Regions from separate parts of the Homo sapiens genome. Here region 2 is linked to region 1. The links are chromatin loops, found by intact Hi-C in ENCODE. Cell type or tissue: IMR-90. All regions are shown on one strand. Links, peaks and the distances in the headings refer to the core of each region. The heading gives the core; the rest is flanking DNA. Region 1 holds the start of LOC112268231 (a long non-coding RNA gene). Region 2 overlaps COL24A1 (collagen type XXIV alpha 1 chain).

What was found. Peaks named below come from ENCODE experiments on the same cell type or tissue, not always from the same donor. Only the 100,000 strongest peaks of a DNase experiment are listed, where the experiment ranks them.
Region 2: a loop joins it to region 1, with 2.4 times the contacts of the local background. A loop is called at or near these places in 5 of 110 quality-filtered maps.

Annotation. Positions count from the first base shown.
Region 1 is chr1:85,607,150-85,620,050 of GRCh38, forward strand. LOC112268231 (a long non-coding RNA gene) reads left to right here and starts at 11,772. Exons shown (of 2, transcript XR_002958331.2): 1 at 11,772-12,901. RefSeq lists enhancers at 1-230, 1-1,023, 231-1,096. In IMR-90, for the core only: a CTCF peak has its summit at 6,103; DNase peaks (open chromatin) are centred at 4,442, 4,952, 5,812 and 10,662; H3K27ac peaks cover 3,973 bases.
Region 2 is chr1:85,876,671-85,889,571 of GRCh38, forward strand. COL24A1 (collagen type XXIV alpha 1 chain) reads right to left here. Exons shown (of 60, transcript NM_152890.7): 32 at 12,890-12,901; 33 at 452-505. It also overlaps the pseudogene RNA5SP51. Among named protein-coding and RNA genes, the nearest start is that of ZNHIT6, 170 kb to the left of the region's middle. In IMR-90, for the core only: a CTCF peak has its summit at 8,144 (motif pointing left); no DNase peak of the experiment used is centred there.

The DNA of each region.
Region 1 (12,901 bases), core at 2,987-10,986:
AGAAGCAAGCGCAATTCCCTGTGGTGTCCCAACCACAAAGCCTCTTCTACCTGTAGCAGACAGAGGAGGTGACACATGAGCTGAGTCTGGGATGACAAGCTCACAAGCATTTGGGGTCAAGCATTCCAGGGAGAGGAGTCAGCCTGGGCAAAACCAAGGCAGCGCTCTCGGTAGGCCTGGGCCTCTGGCTAGTGGTTTCCTTCAACCCACACACTGCGCATGGAACCACAGAAGGCAGCACAGCAGAGCATCTGCCCTCACGTTCTTCCTGGTGGGGGGCCTCCCAAGGACATTCTGCCTCAGGTTCTTATTGTCTGAGGTCACTGAGCCTCCTGAAAGTATTTCAGGAATGTGGAGGCCTGACTCACTCTCTTCCTTGAGTTCACAGTCTGAAGTTCATAAAACCTCTTCCCCCTTTAGTCATTCTTATTCAAATACCGGCCCACAAGTTTCACAGATGGAGCTGGCAGGAGGAATCTTGGGAAGCATTTTTTTGCTCAGGATGTGAAAGTATATGAAGAGTTTGGGAGATCCAGGAGCAATCATTCACTAAGAGCCAGACCCCTGTGGCAGGCGCTGGCTAAACGCAGAGACTGGCTGGCTCGCTCACAGAGTGGAGATCACTGGCAGAAGAGAAATGCCATGAAAGCATCCACTCTGTGCCTCAGTTTCCTCAACTGTAAACAGAGACAATAACCACACCTTCTTCAGAGAACTGGATGGGGAGTGAGTTAATCCACATAAAGTAGTTAGAATACAGCCTGACACATAATAAGTGCTCAATAAATACTAGTTTATTGTTCATACTATTGCTTATTGTTGGCAGAGTGAGTTGTCTACACACTAAGTGGTGTGGGGAAGAGGAGGCATTCCTGGAATAGGACTGCGTGGGATAAACCTGAAAGGAAAATGTCCAATGCCGTGGGTGAGTGTCCAGATGGGGAGGCCTTTAGACATCACACACACACAGCAGGAGGGGCAGCTTGGGAGAGAAGAAACCCGAGTGGCACATCTAGCCTGATGCCAAAGTATCAATTCATGCACTTCTTCCGGTTGGAAACAGTTATAAAAATGTCCAGGGAATTAACAAAGGGGATGCAGGAGAGATATTTGGAGTACGGGATGGGCATACACATAGCCAAGCATGGGGTTTCAAATTGGTGTTATTCACCTTATTTCTCCTGCTGCCGTGCAGGCAATGAAATTCTCAGTGAGGCAGGCCACAGACAGATCAGATGCTCTGTTTTCCTCCTTTCTGACTGTAGCTCAGTTTAGAGGATTGAAAATGCTAGGAGACATCTAGCCTACCCTCTCCCTGCTCACACCGCACCTTGCCTCAGAGCTGGTTTTGACATCTGTCCTAGAAGACATCATCCATTGCCTTGATTCATGGGTATGAGTCTAAGCAATCTTAACCACTGCTGGGATTCCATTTGGACAAGGAAAAGCTTTCTCTGCTTTTCAGAACACTCTACAGAGAAACCCTAACTTTAGTAAGGCTCTGGGGACCCCAGGGGAGATCCAGAGAAGTAAAGCACCCAGCCCAATGGAGCTTCCAGAATGCATTTTGAGGGACAGTGCTTTAGTTCTTCCTTTGACCTCAGTCTCTTTTGGTCATTCCTTGTCCCCATTCTACTCCAACTGGAAAGGCTGAGTAGCTGCTCCTGCATATGTCTGTTATTGCAGTGACCCAAAGTAAGAATCTTAAATGAATTTGAAATCCCTTAAAAAAAGAGTAAAAATAGTCCTAGTGGAAAAGATGGTTCAGGAGTTTCACAGAAGGGAATTAGAAGAAGCCATTACTGACTCAAAGAAAAAGATTACTGAATAGATAGCAGAAGGTAACCTCTGCCCTACTTTCAGACCAATGAGTAGATATAAATGACATTACACTCTCGCTTCATGAAAAGTAACTGGAGAGTTGAGATGAGGTGATTCTTGAAAGAAGGAAAGGCTATTAGATTTCTTACTATTAATGATTAAGGTTCCTCAATTTTTTATTAACCAGCCTTTTTTTCTAATGACAAAATACATCCTTATGGTACATAATTCAAACTGTAGAGAAGGGAATAAAGTAAGAAGTAAAATTCCTTTTCTCCACTCCACACCCTCCTTCCCACACCTCCCTGAATACTTCCCTGCGGAAACCACTATTAACAGTTTCTTCTCCATCTTTCTAGAATTGCCTATGTATATTCCAACCTCCTCTGACAATCCTCTTTTTTACTCACCCACAAGAGGCCTTCCAACTTGGCATCTCACATCATGATACCGCCTTTGTCTGGGAAGCTCTTCTCCTCTTTGCATGGCTCCCTCATGGCTGCTACAACCTTCTCGGAATTGTCAACTACTCAGAGAGGTCTCCTGTGACTTCTCTATTTAAACAACCCCACCACCATCACCATTCTCCACCCTGACACCACCAGTGTCTGCCCAACCCTTAGCACAATGTCCAGCACACAGTATTTGATCAATACATGACGGATGCGTGAGTACATTAGGTACGTGCGCATGCACACATATGCATGTATTCTCCCCACAAAGTATAAAGGGGATGGTATTACAGAGATAATTCTGTAATTTGCTTTCCTACTTCACAACATATAATAAAAAACAATAATGATAATATTTCTTAAGCACTTATGTTCCAAGGACTATTCTAAGCATTTTACATGTATTCTTTCATTTAATTCTTACAACAGCCCCTTAAGGTGGTACTAATACTACCCGACTTGCCAGATAAGGAAACAAAGAAATGGAGACATGGGGAGGTTAAAACACAGCTTGCAAGTGGTAGAGCCAATACATAAATTTACACTAATCGTAAAATGGCTGTTTAGCCTTAATTCACATATTAAAATATTTTGTGGCAAAATATACTCAACATAAAATTTATCTTTTTAATAATTTTTAAGTGTACAGCTTAGTGGCATCAAGTATATTCACATTGTTGTGCAACCATCACCACCATCCATCTCCAGAACTTTCTCATCATCCCAAACTGAAACTCAGTACCCATTAAACATTAACTCTCCATGCTCCCCTTCCTCCAGCCCCTGGCAATCACTATGTTATTTCCTGTCTCTATAAATTTGAGCACTGTAGGTCCCTCATAGAAGTAGAATAATATAGTATTTGTGCTTTTGGGATTGGTGATGGGTTTGTTGCACTTAGCAAGTCTTCCTTATTAATTAATTAATATCTAATGAATAATTTTATTGAGTAAAATATTTGAGTGCATGATACAAAATTCAAAAGGCATAGAATAAAAGAGCAAGTTCTCCTTCTACCTCTGTCTCTAGGTACCCCAGGGGCAACCACTCTTCCTAGTGTCCTTCCAAAGATGTTCTATGCATGTACAATTACATTATTTGTATGAGTCATATATGTATAATATATGTATAGCATACTATACATACTGTTTTGTTTCTTGCATTTCCCATTTAACTCTATACCTTGGAGATAGTTACATGTCAATGTACATGGAACTGCCCCTCAGTAAACATAATTTACATAATGTATCCAGCTGTACACTTATAGTATATTCACTTTGTATGTATGTTTCAACAGAAACATAATTTACAGTTCAAAACATAAATTATGTTTTTCTTGAAATATACATACAGAAAGTGAACAGCTGGATACATTTTCACAAACTGAACATACCCCTATAAACAGTACCCTGAAGAAGAAACATTACCAGCATTACTAGTTTCCCAAGTCTCTCATTTTTTATTCCAGACGTTACTCACTGTCACCAATGGTAACTACTCTCCTGACTTAACAGAATAGATTAGTTTTGCGTATTCCTGTAGTTTTGTTGTTGTGGTGGTTTGTTTGTCTGTTTGTTTGTTTTTTAGAGACAGGATCTTGCTCTGTTGCCCAGGCTGTAGTGGCACAATCATATCTCACTATAACCTCCAACTCCTGGGACTCCTGGGCTTAAGTGATCCTTCTGCCTCGGCCTCCCAAACTGCTGGCATTAAAGGTGTGAGACACTGCACCAAGCCCTGTTCATGTAGTTTTTATGAAAATAATCCTGCTGTATACACTCTTATGTTTGGCACATTTCACTCATCCTTACACCTATGAGATTCACCCACGTCGCTGACCTTCAGTTGATCCTTAACAACATCTTTGGATAGGTGAAGGCCCTTGCAGCTGTGGATGAGCCCAGCTGGCATGAGGTCTTACATGTCATACCCACCTTCTCTCAGTCTTGCCCTCACAACCTTTGAATTTCTATAAAGTGCTTTGTAAATGCCTTAAAGAGTCCACATGTATCCAAAATTCATCTCCAGATGTATCTAATGATGAAAACCAGCAGCCCGGAGCTGAGGTTTGTGTAAAGTTACATCAGAGTGAGGAGGGGGGAAGGAGCACAGCCTTCCCATTCTGATCAGTGTCTCTGTGGCCACAGCTCAATAAGACTTGCTTTTTGAGGCCTCATCCACTCAGCCCAGAACTCAAATCTCAAATTCCCCAAACATGAGGAATCATGACAAAGCACTGGTTTGCATTCTCTTGGCAAATGTTACTTTAAAAGTAGAGTCAAAACTACTTCCAAGTAAAGAGCAAAGCAGCTTTAACCAATATCAGCAAAGGGTCTAAGAAAAAAGATGTGGCTAATGTATTCCGTCTGTTTGTTTGCTTTCTTGTGCCCTAAGACTCAGGAGAAAATATCAGTTTGGGAAAGAAGTCATAACACATGGGGCAGGAACAAAATACCAACAGAGCGAAGTTGCACACGCTGTCCAACCTGGTGGCCTGCTTATGAATTTGAAATCCCAGACCTTCACATGAGTCCCCAGCCTCACCCCATCCCTAGCCTGGCACAGACAGGAATATCTATTTCCAGATATGAGCTGTTACATAGCAGAACCAATCTGTACATCCGTGTGGGGCCAATCGTCAGTGCTCTGATTGGCTCATCAGCCAACATGCAGGGCTGCATTCCTGTGGTTCACCCTTCCAGAAGGGCCTTTCCCAACACCACATGCTGCCTGTGCTGTGTCCAGCAGGAGAGGGGGAGGCAAATGATGTGTCTCATGGCACCACAGGCTCTGTTTTACCAGAATAATACTGTTCTTTGGCCCACTGCATCCGTTCTCCCCACATGGGCCTTTTCCTCACGTGGACCCTAAAAGACCACTTCTCTATTTACCTGCCAACCTGTAACAGATAATTATAGTGGCTGCCAGATATCCCTTCAAATTGGTCATGATCTCATTCGGTTATTCTAGCAGCAAAAAAGTTACAGAAAACCCAAGATAATATTAAAAAAAGAAAATCATCCCCTGGCTTTCACCTTTCTTGTGGCAGGCAAGAAAAGGTAGGAAGAATAAGCATAGGAAAAGAAAAGTAAGAGCTTGTGGGGCAAGTTGAAAACAAACCTTACCAAGTCCAGAAAGAATTTTCCATTTAAATGCTTTATAACAATTTTCTCTGATGAGTAGTAGAATGCTGAATAAGACATGTTACTTTTTAGTGACTTTTCAATCTGGCATCTATTGAAAGGTGTTTTATACCCACTGCAGCCAAGAGGAGAGGGTGCAGGGGAGATCACATACTCTCCCAGCAAGGCAGGGATAGAAAGCCCCTGTCACCAGGGGCTGCCGTTTCTCTGGCCCAGGAACCTGTGGAGGCTACTCCTGGATAACTACACACTGTTCAGCTGTATTGCATGCAATTATATCACATTCCTTCCTGGAAACTTCTCCAAAAAGAGAGCAGAGATGAGAAACACTCATAGAGAAAGCTTTCACTGGGGCACACAAGCTGAACTGGCAGGAATCTGAAGAAGGCAAAGCAATGGAATGTTAACCTCGAATGAGTGAACAGGAGATAAGAAAACATCAGCTGACAGAGCAAACACCCCGGAAATGTGACCTGCCTACCCTGGGAATGGCTAGAGCTCTTGAACTAGCCTTTAAATGGAAAGTTCTTCCTGACTCGGGTTTTGAAACCAAGACTGAGCAAAAGCCTCAGTCTTCATTCCTGAGATGAAGTTTAGAGTGCAAAAGATTTCGAATGCAAAAGATTTTGAGAGTTGGTTAGAGCCCGAGGACAAGCCTCTTGTGAACAGAAGTTCCAAGAGTCAACAGTAGCTGGCAGCAGACAACCTCTTCAGGCTGAAGGGTGGCAGAACCCAAGATGGCTAGTGCAGAAGACATCTGAGAGATGGCCCAAGGCTGTCCTTTGCTTTTCAAATGAGGAAAAGGTCCAGAAAGGGCTGTCTAAGGTCACATAGCTGGTTAATGACAGAGCTGGGAGTAGAGCCACATTGAGCTAAGTTGTATTCCTACATCTCTACCAATGTGTAACCCAAATCAAAATAATTGGGGGGCAGAAGAAAGGGGAAAAGTTATGGTCTTTGAAAGTCATTAGTAATCCTATCATTAGACACATAATTAATATCATTTGCCAAGATACTAATGTCTTAAATGTGAGAGGCAATGTCTATTGCACTAATGAGGTGACTGGTACCATGGCCATTTATGGCAGATATATTTTTTCAAATTTAAGACTTTAGCATACACATATACATATGGAGAGAGAAAGAGAGAGTTGATTTACATATATATTTCCCATCTAAACACACACCTTGACCATTTTGCCAGGAAAATAACCAAACAACTTCCATTGAGGTATACAAAGAATGATGACAAAGTTACGTGGCTTATAGTTTAAAAAGAAAGTTTAGGCTGTGTGCGGTGGCTCAGGCCTGTAATCCCAGCACTTTGGGAAGCCAAGGTGGGTGGATCACCTGAGGTTGGGAGTGTGAGACCAGCCTGACCAACATGGAGAAACCCTGTCTCTACTAAAAATACAAAATTAGCTGGGCGTGGTGGCACATGCCTGTAATCCCAGCTGCTCGGGAGACTGAGGCAGGAGAATCACTTGAACCCAGAAGGCAGAGGTTGCAGTGAGCTGAGATCGCACCACTGCACTCCAGCTTGGGCAACAAGAGCAAAACACAGTCTCAAAAAAAAAAAAAAAAAAAAAAAAGAAAGACAGTTTAAAAACAAAATTGCTTGGGTCCCTCCACCTTGCCTTTTCACTCTCTATTAGTTTTTAAAGAGTGGCTTGAGTCACAGTGAAGGTGGAGAAAAAGCAGAAGCAAAGACAGAAGCCCATTCAATCAGGACTACATATGCCCTCGCAGGTGAGGAACAGTTGGCCCAATTGTGAAGTCTCCAGGCTGGGGCAAGGAGGGAAGGCATGCCCAGGAAAAGCATGGGTGAGCTGGGATAGTTTCTATGCTTATTTCTGAAGGCCCATCAAGGAACCAAGAGAAACTAGAATGTCCTGTTGAGGGAGGATGCAGACTTTTTCCCTCATTGTTTCCTAATGTAGGTTAGAACACTGATGGTCTAGAACACTGAAAAAGATCTTTTGTATTCTATTCAAGATAGATGAATGACAGTACAGTCACAGCCAGTTAGAGCTAGAAGGACCTCATAAGTCACCTAGTCTGACATCTTCATTTTCCAGATCAAAAAATGGGGTGCAGATAGATCTAGCAACTTGATTAAGGTGGCCACAAGCTCTCAGAGTGTGTTTTGCCAACCTCTAGTGGGTATATTGGGGCTGGGGGGTGGGGTGCACAGACAGCAAGCACTCCAACAGGTCTGTAGATCTTTCAAAATGCAAGCCAAAATGCACAAAGGTGTGTGCAGAGTACCTCCCTGGTTGGTTTCATAAATTAACTTGAAAATTAAATTGTTACAATTATAATAATTATCCAGTCTTCCAAAAGTATTCATCTGGAGTGTAAGCACTTTAAACATGATCTTCTGTTCTCCTAAAGGTGCTGGAGCATGGGAAGGCTAGCCCGCTGCCAGCCACATGGAGTGGGAGGATCACGGAGCCTGAAGCTGAGAGGCCACAGCACTGCACCTGACATATATTACCAACTTGCCATGCAACTTCATCTCATTGACTCCGCATTCCCATTTTTTGGAGTGGATCACCTGCAGTTCCCTTGACAACTGAGTGTCTGTATTTTTCTGTATCGTCCAGTGTGATGACAACTGTCTACACAACCAAGTCTGGCCAGCACTGAACACACTCAGCTTCCCCACAGTGCTCCAAGTCTCAAAGCCCAAACTGCAGCCAAATCTTGGCAGTGTTGTCCTCTGGTCAGGCCAGAGCACCTTTCTGAAGGACCTTTCTGAACATTTTTAGACCATTCGATGAATGACCCTAAATTCTTGGCGCATAATTGGGACTGCTGCCATCACGCCAGAAACATTTATTAAGCACTTACTGTGTACAGTGCTCAAGACCTGCCATCTTGTTTCCATCTTGACAACAATGATGCACAGTAGGGGTTGTCATTCCCCGTTTCAGAGAAGAGTAAAGCTCAGCAGTGGCCCAGTAACTTGCCCAAGGCCACACAGCTACTGGGTGGCAGAACTGAATTAAACCCTCCACTTTTTGACTCTAACACCTTTGCCTCCCTCCTTAGGGCGCAGGCACACCCAGCCAGGCTGAGAGGCACTCAGGCACTCTCGAACTTCATGTTTGTCATGCATACATATGACTTCCTTCGACTTCTCTGCAAATTTCCACCATATGCATTTCCATAGCAACATTGCAACACAAACACGGTGTAATCTTTGTCCACTGCAGTACATAGCTTGAAAGGTTTTTTTGTTTTGTTTTGTTGTTTTGTTTTAAATAAAAAGGAGCTGCATATGTTTACAGCTGACCTAGATCCCATGGCAACAAATAACAGATATAAACTTGGGTTCTTTTCCTTTCCTTTCCTTTCTCTAAATCTTTTTATTCTTTTCTCTTGTATGGTAATAGTTTAGAACATCAAAAACTGGGTTGCACCATTTGCGATTAAGCAGGGCCCCTATTCGGTGACCGCTGCGCCGCCAGCCTGGCGCGGGCCTCCTGCAAGACAATGGCCACGACCTGACGCGCGAGCGCCAGCCCCAGCCCGGGAGTCACGCCGCTGGCGCTTGACGCACGCGGAGACCCGGGGGCCGTGCCCCAGCTTTGTGGAACCTGAGGGCGGCTCGGGTCAGGTCGGTCCCCGCGGGAGGACAGGCGCGACCCGTCCCTCAGGACCGACGGCGTGTGGCTGCGGGGGCATGGGGTGCCCCTCTCGGCCCGGTCGCTCCAGCGAGGGGACGCTGGTAAGTCCCACCCCTGCCATCGCCGCGGGCCTCCTGGGCACGCCCGGCCGCGGGCCCCAGATTACCCTCCCGGCGACCCTCCAGGCGGTATTGCTGTCAGACACATTTTACAAATGCAACCCTCCAGCCTAACGAAGGCCAGCACCTGGCCCACGCCCACAGGCTGGGAAGGGAGAGTGCAGGGATTAGAATCCAGCACTTTTTAAAGATTTTGTTTCACTCTACTTCCCGTGGCTCCTCGCCCCAAGGGCACTGTGGAACTATCTCTGCCCAGGATCACTTATCTGAAGCCGGTGTTATGCTTCCTTCCCGGGCAGTCCCTGGGTGCAGCTTCCGGACGGGCTAGCTTGGGAGGCATTCCTTTCCCTGGCTGATGCAGGAAGGTGGGTTTGTCTGTCTGTGGTCCCTGGTTCTCCCCTCTGATTCTCCCTCTTCCCAGAGCCCCAGCTTTTAAAGGCTTCATATTCCTGACAAATGGAGATCCACTGACATGAAGAAATTCTCAAGCAACTAGGCAACTGGGATTGTGCAGGGGCTTGCCCCTGATCCTATAGTAAAAGGTCCAGCCCTCACTAGCTGAAGGTGAGGAGGAATTTCATTGGGGAAATGTCATTCTTTGTTTCACTGTCATGAATCCAGTGAAACTTATTATCACCAGAAATGCCCCTTGGCTGCTTCCTCGCTGAAATTGTGCTGAGGTATCTGATGGCCCACTGAGGTAGTGGATAGGAGGTTGGACAGCCAAGTGGTGATAAGAAAACCTACCATTTCGGTAGTACTCACTCGGTGCCAGGTGCTCTGAGCAGCTCTCTATAACACTGCCTCCTCACAAACCCCAAAGGCAGGATTATTATACTATTATATAGTCATAATATTAATATGAATATGATACTATTAATAATAAATTTATTCTTGCTTACCACGTGAGGGATCCAAAGCTTGAAGAGGTCACCTATCCTGTCTAGATCCCACTTCCGACTCTAGAGCCTGTCCAGGAGTGATTTCCCCATAGAAGGGAAAGGGGGCTGCTCAGCAGAGAAACAGAAATAAGATTGTGCCAGGAGAGATCGCATTATTCCTCAGACTCAAAGGCCGATTTGCACACCTTTACGATAGGTAGAGGGAGAAGAGTGGAAACACCCCTATCTCTTTGTCCAAACCCACAGCGAGATCCAAGGCTCAGTCAGGAAGGCTCTTCATTTAGTCAATTGTTTTCTGTTTTCAGAACTAAAGTGGAAATGACCCAGTGAGGAAGGAAAATAAGCACAGAATAAGCATGATCTGCCTTGGTCACACAATTAAAATACATAACGCTGCTAAAGGTACACCACTCTTCCACCCACCCCTTCAGAGTGAGAAAGGCCCTTTTTGCCCTGGAAGCCTACTGAAGCATTCTACTGGGGAAGTATTCTACTGAAATATTCTAGTGGGGAAGTCCCTGCCGCTTCTGAAGGAACACTGAAAGAAACCTTATTCCTTAGAGTACAGTCACCCAGAGGGTTTATTCTAGAAATGCAGAGAGGCATTAGAGATGGTATGTGAACAAAAGCAGGGCAGAGGATGCACGCCCAGATGCTGTCTTGGCCAGGTTGCAATTCGAATGATCTAATGTTTTCTGGCTTCTTATTGCTTTGCTTTTCCAATTTGGTTTGGATATTTGCATTACTGTATTATTTTCCCTGTACAATTGCTGTTGTCTGTACACAATTAGGTCATTTTCACAGTTGGGTGAGGACACACTTCAGAAGTGAGATGAGCTACAGCTGCTAGCTGGCTCTCTCCTGGGATGTGTACTTAGATCCCTTTCTTGTTGGTCCCAAAGACTACCTGTACCCAGGACCTGAAAATTTTAATCTAAGTCATCTAATGAGTGGAAAGAACTACAGCATCCCCTTGTAATGGTAGGTAAGAGATATCTTGTAAGTTTTGGGTTGATTTGCTGATCAATGGTTCCTTGGGCCTAACCCCATATTGTTAAGCTCCAAACAAAAGAAAGGACTGTTTCCCAGTTGCTTGTGGCTTCTTGGTCCATGAAGTTCTGCTGAAATGGACCCTGGGCAAGGAAAAAAAAAGGGAAGTTATAGAGCGGAGGAAGCGTAAGCTGCCCCTAGACGTGAGCCCAGAATTTTACAAGCAAGTATAGAAGCTGGCCTTTGAACAAGGACCTTGAAGAGTGAGAAAAAAGGGATCCCAAAGGAATGGAGGCTTATTGTGCAGATGAATACTGATTATGGCCATGTTCACAAAGTACACTGCAACACCTCAACAGTGTAAAATCTCACTAATACATACCCCACTAATTCAGCCTTCTCAACTCTCTGGAATATGTGGCCTTTTGGGTAAAGCCAGGGCTAAAATTCACTTTTGTGCTATCTCCAAAAATGAAGTTGGGCTAAACAAATAGAAAGGACAGGCTGCTATTAAAGTCACTGGGGAAGCCCGTGACTCTTTAAGTTCATAATCAGACATGATAGTATCCACCTCATTAAATGCCCCATTATGGGCAGGACCATCTCTCTGGCTCAGCTTGTTTCCTATTTGCTTCCTCTCGTGGTACCTTAGGTCTGCATCTATGACATTGACCTTGTTTCTCCTCTCCTCTTTTCTCTCTCTCTCTTTTTTTTTTTTTTTTTTTTTTTGAGACAGAGTCTTGCTCAGTCACCCAGGCTGGAGTGCAGTGGCGCTATCTCAGCTCACTGCAAGATCCGCCTCCCAGGTTCACACCATTCTCCTGCCTCAGCCTCCCGAGTAGCTGGGACTACAGGCACCTGCCACCACACCCGGCTAATTTTTTTTGTATTTTTAGTAGAGACAGGGTTTCACCATGTTAGCCAGTATGGTCTTGATCTCCTGACCTCGTGATCTACCCGCCTCAGCCTCCCAAAGTGCTGGGATTACAGGCGTGAGACACCACGCCCGGCTCTTTTCTCTTTTTATCTAAATTATTCATTCATCATTTATGCAATAGATATTGTGCTCCTTCTATAACTCAAGCATGTGCTAAATGCTGGAGTTACAACAAGTAAATACGGAACGTTTGCTCTCAGGGAGGTCATAGTCTAATGTGGAAAACTGATGATAAAGTGTGATGGACATGGAGACCCACATCCAAGCATGAAGTGATGCCTGAATGATGAGGCAGCTAAGACTCAGAGAAACTGAAGACTTTTTCCAAGTTCTCTCAGTTGGCTGATGACAGGGTTGGAACTGAAGAGATCAGTCAGAACAAAAGCCTGGTCTTCTGCCACTACCTCCTTGAGATTTCCCAGACTCCCACGTTTGGGGGCTTCTCCTCTTGTTCTTTCTATCCAGTTGCACGTAGTTCATACTCACTCTTTTCCTAGCACTGATCTATTCCTACCTCAGTAGAATTCACATTTATCACTAAAGCCAGGCATCTGCCCTACCTCCCTCTAAGGATTGATGTGCTGATAAATTGAGCTAATCAATGTAAAAGTACTTTAAGAAGTACACTGCAACACAAACCTAAGTCCCAAAACCACAATCTAATTAACATATTAATTTAATCAATGAATCAGTCAAAATATCAATCACAAATTAATGCTAGGTTCTGTGGGAGATAAGGCATGTCTTCATATACAGCATGGCCCCATCCCTAAAGGAATTTATGGATGAGTTGGTGGTAAAAAGTTAAAGAAGAAAGAAAGTAGGCATTTATTGAGTGCCTATCATGTAGTATGCACTGTGCTATCTGCTTTTCCTTATATTATCTCACAATAATCCTCACAACA
Region 2 (12,901 bases), core at 3,304-11,303, 270 kb after region 1:
TTTCACAGCAGCCAAGGAAGGAAAGAATTTGATTTATTTAGTGCTAAAGTTACAAACAATGGAAATAAAATAATTGGATATTTATAACAAATTTGGCTTATAATTCCAAAATATATCCCAAATTGGGTAATGTCTCAGTATTCTTCTATACAGGGCATATAATATCTTAGGATGAAAGGTTATCAAGTCAACTTTAAATCAGTGAAGGGAAAGCTCTATCTACTTTTTGTTCTGTCATTTCAATGAGGTAATTATTAGAGTAGAACTTTATATGTATAAAATTAGACATATAATAATCATCTCTGCTTTTAATGGAATTTTAGTTTTTTTCTGAATATGAAACAATACTATAGAATTATTCCTCATAGTATATATTTAATTATTAATTTTACCTTAGAGTCTTACAAAAAGTAGAATATTTATGAAGAAGAACTAGCCACAAAAAATTTACCTCCATGCCCATTTCTCCAGGAGGTCCAACATCACCTTGCAGTCCTCGCAGTCCCTATATTAAAATAAAATTTAAGATATGAGAATAAAAGTTTACTCTATGTCAGTAAATGTATTCATCTGGATATGGGTTTTATAATATAACACATAACACATGATTATGTAAATACATAATACATTTATCAGCATATTACTTTACTCTGTATAAACAAAATTATATCTTTAATTGATTCATGTATGTGTGTGTGTTTTTGTTTTTGAGACTGAGTTTCACTCTGGTTGCCCAGGCTGAAGTGCAATGGTGCAGTCTCCACTCACTGCAACCTCCGCCTCCCAGGTTCAAGCGATTCTCCTCCCTCTGCCTCCCAAGTAGCTGGGATTACAGGCAATTGCCACCACGCATGGCTAATTTTCATATTTGTAGTAGAGATGGGATTTCACTATGTTGACCAGGCTGGTCATGAACTCCTGACCTCAGGTGATCCACCTGCCTCAGCCTCCCAAAGTGCCGGGATTACAGGCATGAGCCACTGCGCCCAGCTTCATGTGTGTTTTTAAAATAAATTTACTAAGCTATGCTTATATTAAAAAGAAAAGAGTGGCATTCATTCTTTTATTCTTTAATGCACTCATTCATTCAACATTTATTAAGCACCTCATAAGTATCATATATTGTGCTAAGCATTTTGACAAGGTATCTTATCTAATGTATGTGATAGTCATTCATCTACTTAAAATTCCTAGCAAATATGTGACAAACAAATTTGCATCTTAAAGAAGTAAATATATGATCTTTTTTTTTACTGACTGTACAGTTTTACCCCTCAAGAGTGTCATATAGTTGGAATCATACAGCATGTAACCTTTTCATACTGACTTCTTTAACTTAGCAGTATGCATTTAAAGTTCCTTTATACATTTTTGTGGCTTGATAGCTCATTTATTTTTAATGCTGAATAATATTCCATTGTATGGATATACCACAGTTTGTTTATCCATTTATTCATTGGACATTGTTTTAGTTCACTCAGGATTCTATAACAAAATAGTATAAATTAATAGCTTATAAACCACACAAATTTATTTCCCACAGTTCTGGAGGCTGGAAAGTCCAAGATCAAGGTGCTGGCAGATTCAGTGTCTGGTGAAGGCCCACTTGCTGCTTCATAGATGGTGCCTTCTAGTTGTGTCCTCACATGTTAGAAGAAATGAGCTAGCTCTCTCGTGCATCTTTTACAAAGACACTACTCCCAATCATGAGGGCACAGCACCTCAAAGATCCTGCCCTATAATACCATTACCTTGGGAATTGGGATTTCAACATATGAATTTTGGGGAAACACGGTCCAATTATAGCAGACATATTGGTTCATATTGGTTGCTTCAAATTTTTTGCACCTATAAATAAAGCTGCTATAAACATTCTTGTACAGGTTTTTGTGTGGACATAAGTTTTCAACTCATTTGGGTAAACACTAAGGATTGTGATCACTGGATCATATGTTAAGAGTATGCCTAGCTTCTTAAAAAACTGCCATACTGTCTTCCAAATTGGCTGTACCATTTTGCATTCTCACCAGCAATGAATGAGAGCTCCTGTTGCTCCACATCCTTGCCAACCTGTGGCATTATCAAAGTTTTAGATTTCAGCCATTCTAACAGATGTATAGTGGTATGTCATTATTGTTTTAATTTGTAATTTACTAATGACATATGATGTTGAGCATATTTTTACATTCTTCTATGCCATTTCTATATCTTCTTTGGTGTGGTGTCTGTTCAGATTTTTGCCAACATTTTAACTGGTTTTTAAAGAAAATTGTTGAGTTTTAATTTTTTTTTCTATATTTTGGATACAAGTCTTTTATCAGATATATGTTTTGAAAATATTTTCTCCCAGTCTGTGGACTGTCTCTTCATTCTCTTAACAGTGTTTTTTCAAGGCAGATTTAAAAAGATGTTAATGAAGTCCAACTTACCAGTTTTTTCTTTCATGGGTTGTGCTTTTGGTGATATAGCTAAAAACTCATCAACAAACCTCAGGTCACATAGATTTTCTCTATGTTTATATTTTAGGAGTTTTATGGCTTTGTTTTTTACATTTAAGTCTATGATTCATTTTGAGGGTGTGTGTGTGTGTGTGTGTGTGTGTGTGTGTAAGGTGTAAGATCTGCATCTAGATTCACGTTTTGCATGTGGATATCTATTTGTTCCAGCATAATTTGTTGAAAAGACTATCCATTGTATTGCCTTTGCTCCTTTGTCACAGATCACTTGATTTTATTTGTGACTATATGTTGTGTATATTGTGTAGAACAAAGAGTATAACTGTTCTATTTCTGGGCTTACCACTCTGTTCCAATGATCTACAGTCGACACTTAAAACAACATAAGGGTTACAGTGCCAACCTCCTGCAGAGTTAAAAATCTGAGTACAACTTTTGACTCCTCCAAAATGTAACCACTTATAGCCTACTGTTGACTGGATGCCTTACTAATAACATAAGCAGCTGTTTAACACATATTTTATATGTTATATGTATTGTATACTGTATTTTAAAGTAAGCTAGAATAAAGAATACTGTATTCTTAAGTGGAAGTAGAGCATCATCAAGATCTTCATCCTCATTGTCTCCATGCTGAGTAGGCTGAGGAGGTGGAAGAAGGGAAGGGGTTGTTCTCACTGTCTCAGGGGTAGCGGAGGTGAAAGAAAATCCACAAATAAGAGGACCTTTGCAGTTCAAACCCGTGTTGTTCAAGGGTCAATCGTACTTGTCTATTCTTTTGCCAATATCACACTGTCTTGATTACTGTAGTTTTACAGTAAATCTTGAAGTCAGTGTCAGTTCTCCAAGTTTGTTCTTCAATATTGTATTGGCTATTCTGGGTCTTTTGCCTTTCCATAGGAACTTCAGAATCTGTTAATATCTACAATGTAACTTGCTTGGATTTTGATTAGAATTGAATTGACTTGATAGATCCATTTGTGAAGAACTAATATCTCAACAATATTGAGTCTTTCTACCCATAACCATGAAATATCCTTCCATTTATGTAGATCTTTAATTTCTTTGATAAAAGTTTACCTCATATAGATCTTGTATATATTTTGTTAGAGTTACAACTATTTCTTTCTCTCTTTTTTGGTGCTAATGTAAATAGTATTGTGTTTTTCATTTTAAATTCCAATTGCTCATTGCTGTTAATATAGAAAAGCAATTGACTTTTGTATATTAACTTATACCCTGTTATGCTACAATCTCATTATAACTGCTTATTAGTTTCGGGAGTTTAAAAAATCAGTTCTTGAAGATTTTTTACACAGACAGCCATGCCATATACAAAGAAAGACAGTTTTATTTCTTCTTTCCAAATTTGTATACTTTTTCTTTTCTTTTCTTATTGCACTAGCTAGGACTTCCAGAACTATGCTGAATAGGAGTCAAAATTTAACAAAGGAGGAACATGTTTTCCTTATTCCCTTGTTCTTAAAAGAAAAGTATCTAGTTTTCTCACCAGTAAGTATAATGTTGGCTATAAGGTTTTTTAAAAAATATGTTTTTCAAAAAGCTGAGGAAGTGCCCCTTTATTCCAAGTTTGAGAGTTTTTTTTTTATCTTGAATTGTTGTTGGATTTTGTCAAATTATTTTTCTGCATCTTTTCATATTACATTTTCATTTAGCTTATTGAGGTGATGGATTACATTAATTGACATTCTACTGTTAAACCAGCCTTGTATACCTGGAAAAAATTCCACTGGGTTATGATGCATAATTCTGTTTATACATTGTTTGATTCAATTTGCTAATATTTTGTTGAGGATTTTACATCTATGTTCATGAATGATATTGGTCTATAGTTTTCTTGTGATGTGTTTGTCTGGTTTTGTTTTTAAGGTAATGCTCACATAATGGCCTCATGTGTGTGGCCTCACATAATTAGGAAATATTCTATTGTTTCTATTTTCTGGAACAGCTTGTACATAATTGGTATCATATGTTCTTTAAATGTTTAGTTGAATTCACCAATGAGATAACCTGGAACCAGTACTTTCTGTTTTAGAAGGTTATTAGTGATTGATTCTATTTCTTTATCAATACAGGTTGAGGAAGATATTGATGGATATCAAATCAAATCAAATCAAATCAAATCAAACCTATTCAGGTTATCCCTTTCTGTTTATATGAGTTTTGGTAAAATACGTCTTTTAAGGAATTGGTCTATTTCATTTAAGTTATCAAATTTGTGGAAATATTGGGAGGCCGAGGCGGGCCGATCACGAGGTCAGGAGTTTGAGACCAGCCTGACCAACCTGGTGAAACCCCATTTCTACTAAAAATACAAAAAAAAAAAAATTAGCCAGGTGTGGTGGTACGCACCTGTAATCCCAGCTACCCAGGAGGCTGAGGCAGGAGAATCACTTGAACCCAGGAGGTGGAGGTTGCAGTGAGCTGAGATCACGCCACTGCATTCCAGCCTGGGTGACAGAACGAGACTCTGTCTCAAAACAGAAAAAAAAATTTGTGAAAATAGAATTGCTCATAATATCCATTTATTGTCATTTTAATGTTAATGAGATCAGTAGTGATGGCCTCTCTTTCACTTCTGATATTAGTAATTTGTATTTTCTCCTTTTTTTCCCCTTGGTTAGCCTGGCCTGAGGTTGATTAATTTTGGTTGCATTGATGTTCTCTATTGTTTTCCTGTTTTCAATTTCACTGATTTCTGCTGATTTTTATTACTTATTTTCTTCTGCTTACTTTGTATTTAATTTGCTTTTCTTTTATAGTTTCCTAGGATGGAAGCTTAGATTACTAATCTTAAGTATTTCTTCTTTCCTCTTATTCAGTGCTATAAATTTCCCTCTAGGCACTGCATCCCACGAATTTTGACAAACTATATTTTCATTTAGTTCAAAATATTTTTAAATTATTCCTGAAACTCCTTCTTTGACCAATAAGTTATTAAAAGTGTATTATTTAATCTCCAAATGTTTTGGGATTTTCCAGCCATTTTCTGTTACTGTGGTGTGAGAGCAAACATTGTATGATGTCTAGTCTTTTAAATTTGTTGTTGGCCGGGCGCAGTGGCTCACGCTTGTAATCCCAGCACTTTGGGAGGCTGAGGCGGGCGGTTCACGAGGTCAGGAGATCGAGACCACGGTGAAACCCGTCTCTACTAAAAATACAAAAAATTAGCCGGGCATGGTGGCGGGCGCCTGTAGTCCCAGCTACTTGGAGAGGCTGAGGAAGGAGAATGGCGCGAACCCGGGAGGCGGAGCTTGCAGTGAGCCGAGATCGGCCACTGCACTCCAGCCTGGGCGACAGAGCAAGACTCCGTCTCAAAAAACAAAAAACAAAAAACAAAAAACACACGAATAAAAAAATTTGTTAAGGTGTTTTATGGCCCAGAATTTGGTCTATCTTGGTGAGTGTTCCATGTCAGTTTGTGAAGCATGTGCATTCTACTGTTGTTGGATAACATATTTTATAAATGTAAATTAGATCTAGTTGACTTACGGTACTAACTCTCTCTTGACTAATTTTCTGCCTGCTGGGTCTCTCAATTACTGATAGAGGGGTGTTATTGTCTCCAACTATAATAATAGAGTCATCTATTTTTCCTTGAAAATTATCTCAGCATTTGCTTCATGTATTTTGATGCTCCGTCGTCAGGTGCATTAAGTACTGTTATCCTAGCTTGGAGAAATGACCCTGCTATCATTGCACCATGTCTCTCTTTACCCTGACAATTTTCCTTGTTCTGAAGTCTGCTTTCTCTGAAATATAAATATTTCCAGCTTTCCTTTGAATAGCGTTAGCATGGTATACTTTCCTTCATATTTCACATGGATTTCTTGAAGACAACATACAATTGGGTTTTGCTTTCCTATTCACTTTGGCAATCTCTTATTTCTTAAGTGGTATACTTAAACCATTGACATTTAAGTGACTATGATATCATTGAGTTAGTATATATCAACTGTGGACTGCGTTAGTTTTCATTTGTTGTCTTTATTCTTTATTGCTTCTTCTTCTTTCGTCTTCTTCTTCTTCTTTTTAATGTTTTTGGCTTCTCATTTTATTTTATTTTAATTTTTATGTCTATTTCTTTTTTGAGATAGAGTCTCACTCTGTCATCCAGGCTGGAGTGTAGTGGCATGATCTCGGTGCACTGCAAACTCTGCCTCCTGGGTTCAAGAGATTCTCCCACTTCAGCCCCCTGAGTAGCTGGGACTACAGGAGAGTCCCACCATGTCCAACTAATTTTTGCGTTTTTTGGTAGAGATGGGGTTTTACCATGTTGTCCAGGCTGGTCTCAAACTCCTGACCACAAGCAATCTACCTGCCTCGGCCTCCTAAAGTGCTAGGATTATAGGCATGAGCCACTGTGCCCAGTCTGGCCTCTCATTTTAATTAAGCGTTTTATATGATTTCATTTTCTTTCCTGGTTTAGCATACAAACTATACTACTTTTAAAACTTTTTAAAGTGGCCACTCTAGAGTTTGCAATACATATTTACAATTAACCCAAGTCCATTTTCTTTCTTTTTTTAAAAACCCTACAGCACGTGGTATTCCTAGGCCATCTCCAATCCCTGTACTAACCAGTCCTGACCCTGTTTAGCATCCAAGATCAGATGAGATTGAGAACATTCAGGGTGCTATGGCCATTGATCAAGTCCATTTTCAAATAACACTATACCACTTCATGAGTAGTGCCAATACTTTATAACAATTCCTCCCTCTTGTTCCTTATAACATTTGACTTATCCATGAGATACAATACCGAATACACTGTTGCTATTATTATTTTGTACAAATTGTCTGTTAGATCAATTAAGAATTATAAAAATATTTTATTTTACCTTTATTTATTCCTTCGCCAACACTCCTTTCCTAGATGAGTTTCTTACCTATGCCACTTTTCTTCTCTCTGAAGAACTTCTTTTAACATTTCTTGCTGGTCTGCTAGTGACAAATTCTTTAAATTTTTGTTTGAGAAAGACTTTATTTCTCTTTCACTTTGAAATTCCCAGTTTCATAATTCCAAAATGTCTGCTATCCCTGAGTCTGTTTCTGCTTGTCTCTGTAGACTGTTTTTGCCTTTTACCTTGCCTTATAATTTTTTTTGAAAGCCAGACATGATGTAAATGTAAATGAAACCAAGGTGAATAGGCCTTTAATGTGATATTTGATATTATCTGGCTGGGGGTTAGGCTGTGTTTACTGGTTGTTGTAGCTATGGTGTCTCAGGCTAAAATGTCCTCTAATGTCATTGTTTTTTACTCCCCTGTTTTATTTAGCCTTTCTGAGGGACTCTTTAAATAGGGTTTGTGGCACAGTTCCTTTAGCTATAATCTGTTATTGCACAGGAACCCCACTGATTTGATTGTAAGGTATGAGTGTAGGAAGGGCATTCTATAGTTCTACAATTAGGTCTCAGTCTTTTAGTGAGTCTGAATTGGATATTACCCTTCTTCCACATCAAAGGCCAGAGGGGGCTGGAGTGGAATATTTCTCTTCCTCCAGCTGAAGGCTAGAGGGAGGTGAAATTAGGTTTTCCTTTCCCAAAGGTCAGTTAGTCTTTGGTAAAACACCAGTTTATTCTCTGATAAATAATTTCCCTGGAGGGCAAGAACTGTTAAGGAGATCAGAGAATTCTAGGTGTTTTTCAAAATGCTTACTATCCCTCTCCCTCTGCTGGAAGTCAGAGGGAATTTTTCTCTATCTTTAAAGTAAGAACCTGTTAGGGCTCTGGGAGGAAGTAAAACTCAGGAACATGTAGGGGCCTCCCAAAGACTGGGCCCTCTCTGAGTTTTTTAACACTCAAGCTGGTCTACACTGAGTCTCCAGTAATTTGCTAATTATAGTTTAAAGTGTCCCTACTGTCCCGGTGTGGGCTATGTAGTTGCCTGTCTGTCTCTCCATTTTGGGGGCAGTAGTTTGTCTTGTAACCTTAATTCTCTGACAGATCTAAGAAGAGTTGTTGATTTTCAGTATGTCCATCTTTTTTTCTTGTTTTGAGGATGGGAGTGATGACTTCCAAATTCCTTACATTTCATACCAGAAAACACATTTATTTATTTACTTATTTAGAGGCAGAGTCTTGTTCCGTCACCCAGGCTGGAGTGCAGTGGCGCGATCTCGGCTCACTGCAACCTCCGCCTCCCAGGTTCAAGTAATTCTCCTACCTCAGGTTCCTGAGCAGCTGGGATTACAGGCACCCACCACCATGGCTGGCTAATTTTTGTGTGTATATATATATATATATATATTTTTTTTTTAAGTAGAAACTAAATGTTGGCCAGGCTGATCTCAAACTCCTGACCTCAGGTGATCCACCTGCTTTGGCCTCCCAAAGTGCTGGGTTTACAGGTGTGAGCCACCGTGCCCAACTCAGAAAACACTTTACTATTGTCAACCTAAATGACAAAGAGAAAGAGGCTCTCTAAAATAAATAACGAATTTATTTTGGAATAGAGCATTGCAATGGGAATATGCATGCCATAGTAAGCTATGCACATATTCAGGGAGATAAAGGAAGGTAATGGTTTTTAAAGGAAAAATGAGGATTATATAATTGTTTTGAAATGATTATCCTTGGCTAAAAATATCAACAACAATGGTGACACCAGTCCAAGGCTGGACAGGCTGTTGCTGGGCAGATGTCTTTTCAGAAGTATTTTTTGTATATGGGTGCAAATGTCCTTTGGGCAAGGTTGTGATTTTTGCAATTTTTTGTGATAGTTTTTGTTATCAGGCATCTAAGAATGAGAACTCTGTCTTTATGGCCTTCAGCTCTATTTGTCAGGTTTTTCTTTTATTTTCTTAACATCAGTGACTCCATTTTGATTCTGACAACTTTCACATTATGATTTTTAAATCTTTTTTAGGGGGGAGACTGGATTCAGCTAGAAGCCAAATTGTGTTCCACACACAATAACTTTTTTTTTTTTTGAGATGGAATCTCACTCTATCACCCAGGTTGGAGTGCAGTTGTGCGATCTTGGCTTGCCTCCTGGGTTAAAGCAATTCTGCCTCAGCCTCTCGAGTAGCTGGGACTACAGGTGTGCACCACCACATCTGGCTAATCTTTTGTATTTTTAGTAGAGGTGGGGTTTCACTATATTGGTCAGACTGGTCTTGAACTCCTGACCTCAAGTGATCCATCTGCCTCGGCCTCCCAAAGTGCTGGGATTACAGGCGTGAGCCACCGTGCTTGGCCCCCATGCGATGATTTTTAAAGAATCAAAAATGGTTGGCTGGATGTGGTGGCTCACACCTGTAATCCCAGCACTTTGGGAGGCAGAGGCGGGTGGATCACAAGGTCAGGAGATCAAGACCATCCTGGCTAACACGGTGAAATCCTGTCTCTACTAAAAATACAAAAAATTATTGGGGCGTGGTGGCATGCACCTGTAGTCCCAGCTACTCGGGAGGCTGAGGTAGGAGAATCGCTTGAACCTGGGAGGCGGAGGTTGCAGTGAGCCAAGATTGCACCACTGTACTCTAGCCTGGGCGACAGAGCGAGACTCTGTCTTAAAAAAGAAAAAAAAAATGGTTGCTAAATTTTAGACTACTTGCTTTTGTATTTCTCATTATATCTGTGATATATTAATAGATTTCTTAATAACAAACTTTTCCTTGATTGTAATTCTTCCTTTTACTTCATTAAGGTGGATAATTCTTTATATACATGGTTAAATTTTACTTAATTTTTTGTTTAGATTTTTACAATTACATTTGTAAGTGAAATTCATCTGCCACTTTATTTTGGCTGCTCTCTTTGTCTGACTGAGATGCTGATATAGAGTACTCTTATCTTTTGTTTCCGAGACTGTTGCCACTTTATCTTTACAAGTGATCTAATGAGGAACTGAGTGAAGTTTTATTATACACTTTTAGTTAACTTGAGAATCCTGTTAACTATTTTTTGAGGTAAGTGGAAATGACTTCTGGTATCTAAGAAAGAGTAGCTAGAAAATAATATTTTAAAATTTACAAGGGGATATTATAAAGCAAGCTTATGAAGAGTTAATTTTAGAGTACAGCATTCCCCTTGTTCCCTCTTTAAAGTCAGTTTTCAATAATTAACAGATATTAACTATATTTATTTAGGTCAGGAGATTTTTTTTCAACTTGTCTTCTGAAACGGAAGAATAAATGAACAAAATAATAAAAGAGAGAATGGACAAATATCACCATTCTCCTCTTATTGAAGGCGATTGGGTACAGTTGTGCAGGTTGAACACTACATAAACCAAGGGACATTATTTGTTACAAGGTTTGCATTGATTAGACATTTTCTTTCTGTACGTGTGTGATTAAAATCTACATCAGGGGTCAGCAAACTTTTTTTTTTTTTCAAGGGCAAGACAGTAAGTATTTTAGGCTTGTGGGTCATGTGGTCTCTGTCAAAACTTTTAAACTTTGCTGTTATAGTATGAAAGCAGCCATCCATACATAAGGGAATCGTTGTGGCTGTGTTTCAATAAAATTTGATTTACAGAAGTATAACTGGACTGAGGGCTGTAGTTTACCTATCCTACTTTATGCCTACGTACTTCTAAGGGGATCTAATATTATCATGAAGATTTTAAGATGGGTTATGTTTATGGCTGAAACTCCTAACTTACATGTCTGATTTTCCTCTTATTCTCTCAGTTTCTTGTGCAGTTTCAACCTTTTCTGCCAGCGTTTTGTAAATGTTGTAGTTCTTTAAGCCTCAGCCTTAGATCTTTTTCTTTTCTCACTTCTATACTCTTTCCATAGGCAATGAATCCAACATTTTTTAACTTCAGTGTATTCCTCTACTCTGAAGCCAACTGCCAACTTCATGTTTCTCAAAGACACCTGAAATTCAACAGTTAAACTGAATTTATAATCTTCCATTCTCAAACCTACTTTTCCGTGTTTTTTTTTGTTTCAGTGAATAGTATCATCAACTCTTTAATACAATAAGCCAGAAATTTAAGAATTATACTTCACATACAGAGTCTTTATTACCTATTGGTTTTATCTCCTTTTGAATTAGTCTGTCCACTTCTTTTCCCTGCTCATAAAAAAGGTCCTGCCATTTTTTATCTGGATTATTGCAACAGCCAGCCATTCTTGGCTCCCTCCATTTTGTAATTTGACTGATGTTTACAAAATAGATATCAGATAATAAACTAAATAATCTGATAATAAAGCTAGCCCGAGCCCTTTAATAACATCCTTTGTTCTAAGGATAAAAATTAAAAATGTTGGCAATAGCCCTCATAAATCTATGAGTGTTTTGTCACCTGCCTCATTTCTATCCCTATCTGGCACTTACTTATATATACCAGACATTATACCAGGAAAGGGGATTACAAAGATAAAAGAAATGGTCTCTGATTTCAAGCAGTGTACAGACTTTTTAGGGGATATACTTAAGTAAATAATGCTAAAGAGAGTTGCATTATTTTAGGTCAGATAAATATCAGAATTGAAATGGCAGGTTAAGATATACATAATAGGGAGAAAACCAAGAAGGATTTAGCTTAAAAAATCAACAACATATCTAAGATTCTTTATTTGGAAAGAACTATAAATACTGTCAAATCTTCACTTATTGTTTGAGAGCTTATATCACAGATTAAGTATATAAATGAGGAAAAAGCTAAGGTAAGAATAGCTCTTTTAGTGTTAGAATTTTCCATTTGCTACTAACTAAATGAATTATACAAAAGCCACCTGTAAACCTTTGTGTCAACCGATAATAAAATCAATGCAGTTGTTTGAAAGACTATATTGTATTGTACATCTTAGAAGCACATTATAGCACATTACATCTGACACTATTAACCAGAAGAATGACTTCATTGGCAAAAAAGAATAAATTGTAAGAAAGTAGGTGTGACAGGTCTTTCCTTTTCACAACGTACCGTCCATGGAAACTCCATAATTGAATCATATTTATGAAACTATTTCATAATGATTTCATAAGTTTTTGTATTGATGCAAGCTTTTGTACTGTTGATGTAACTGCATTTCTGTCATGTTTGCACATTTTGGCCCATCAGATGTAAAATTTGGCTTCTCTCTGTATGGTCTTCTAATTATAGAAATTGCCTCATAAATGTGATTGTGCGTGTGTGGCAACATAATAATTATAAGAACAGCAAGCCATTCAGAAAGAGAATTTCTGAGATTCAATAAAACAGAGTTTTATTTGTTGAAAATAGAAATATGCTCAGATTTAACAGCTCCAGAAAAACAGCACCATATTTGACTATATGCAACCAGAAAGGCACTATAAACTATTATTTTTCATTCTATGTGATTAGTCTATGGTGTCTATGATAAATGCTGCTTTCTAAAACATACCAGTCACAGCACAGCAGAGCAATAATGGAAATGTAAATGTATTTTATGAGAAAGACACAATTAGAAAAGTATAAAGATAAACTTACTGGCTCTCCTGG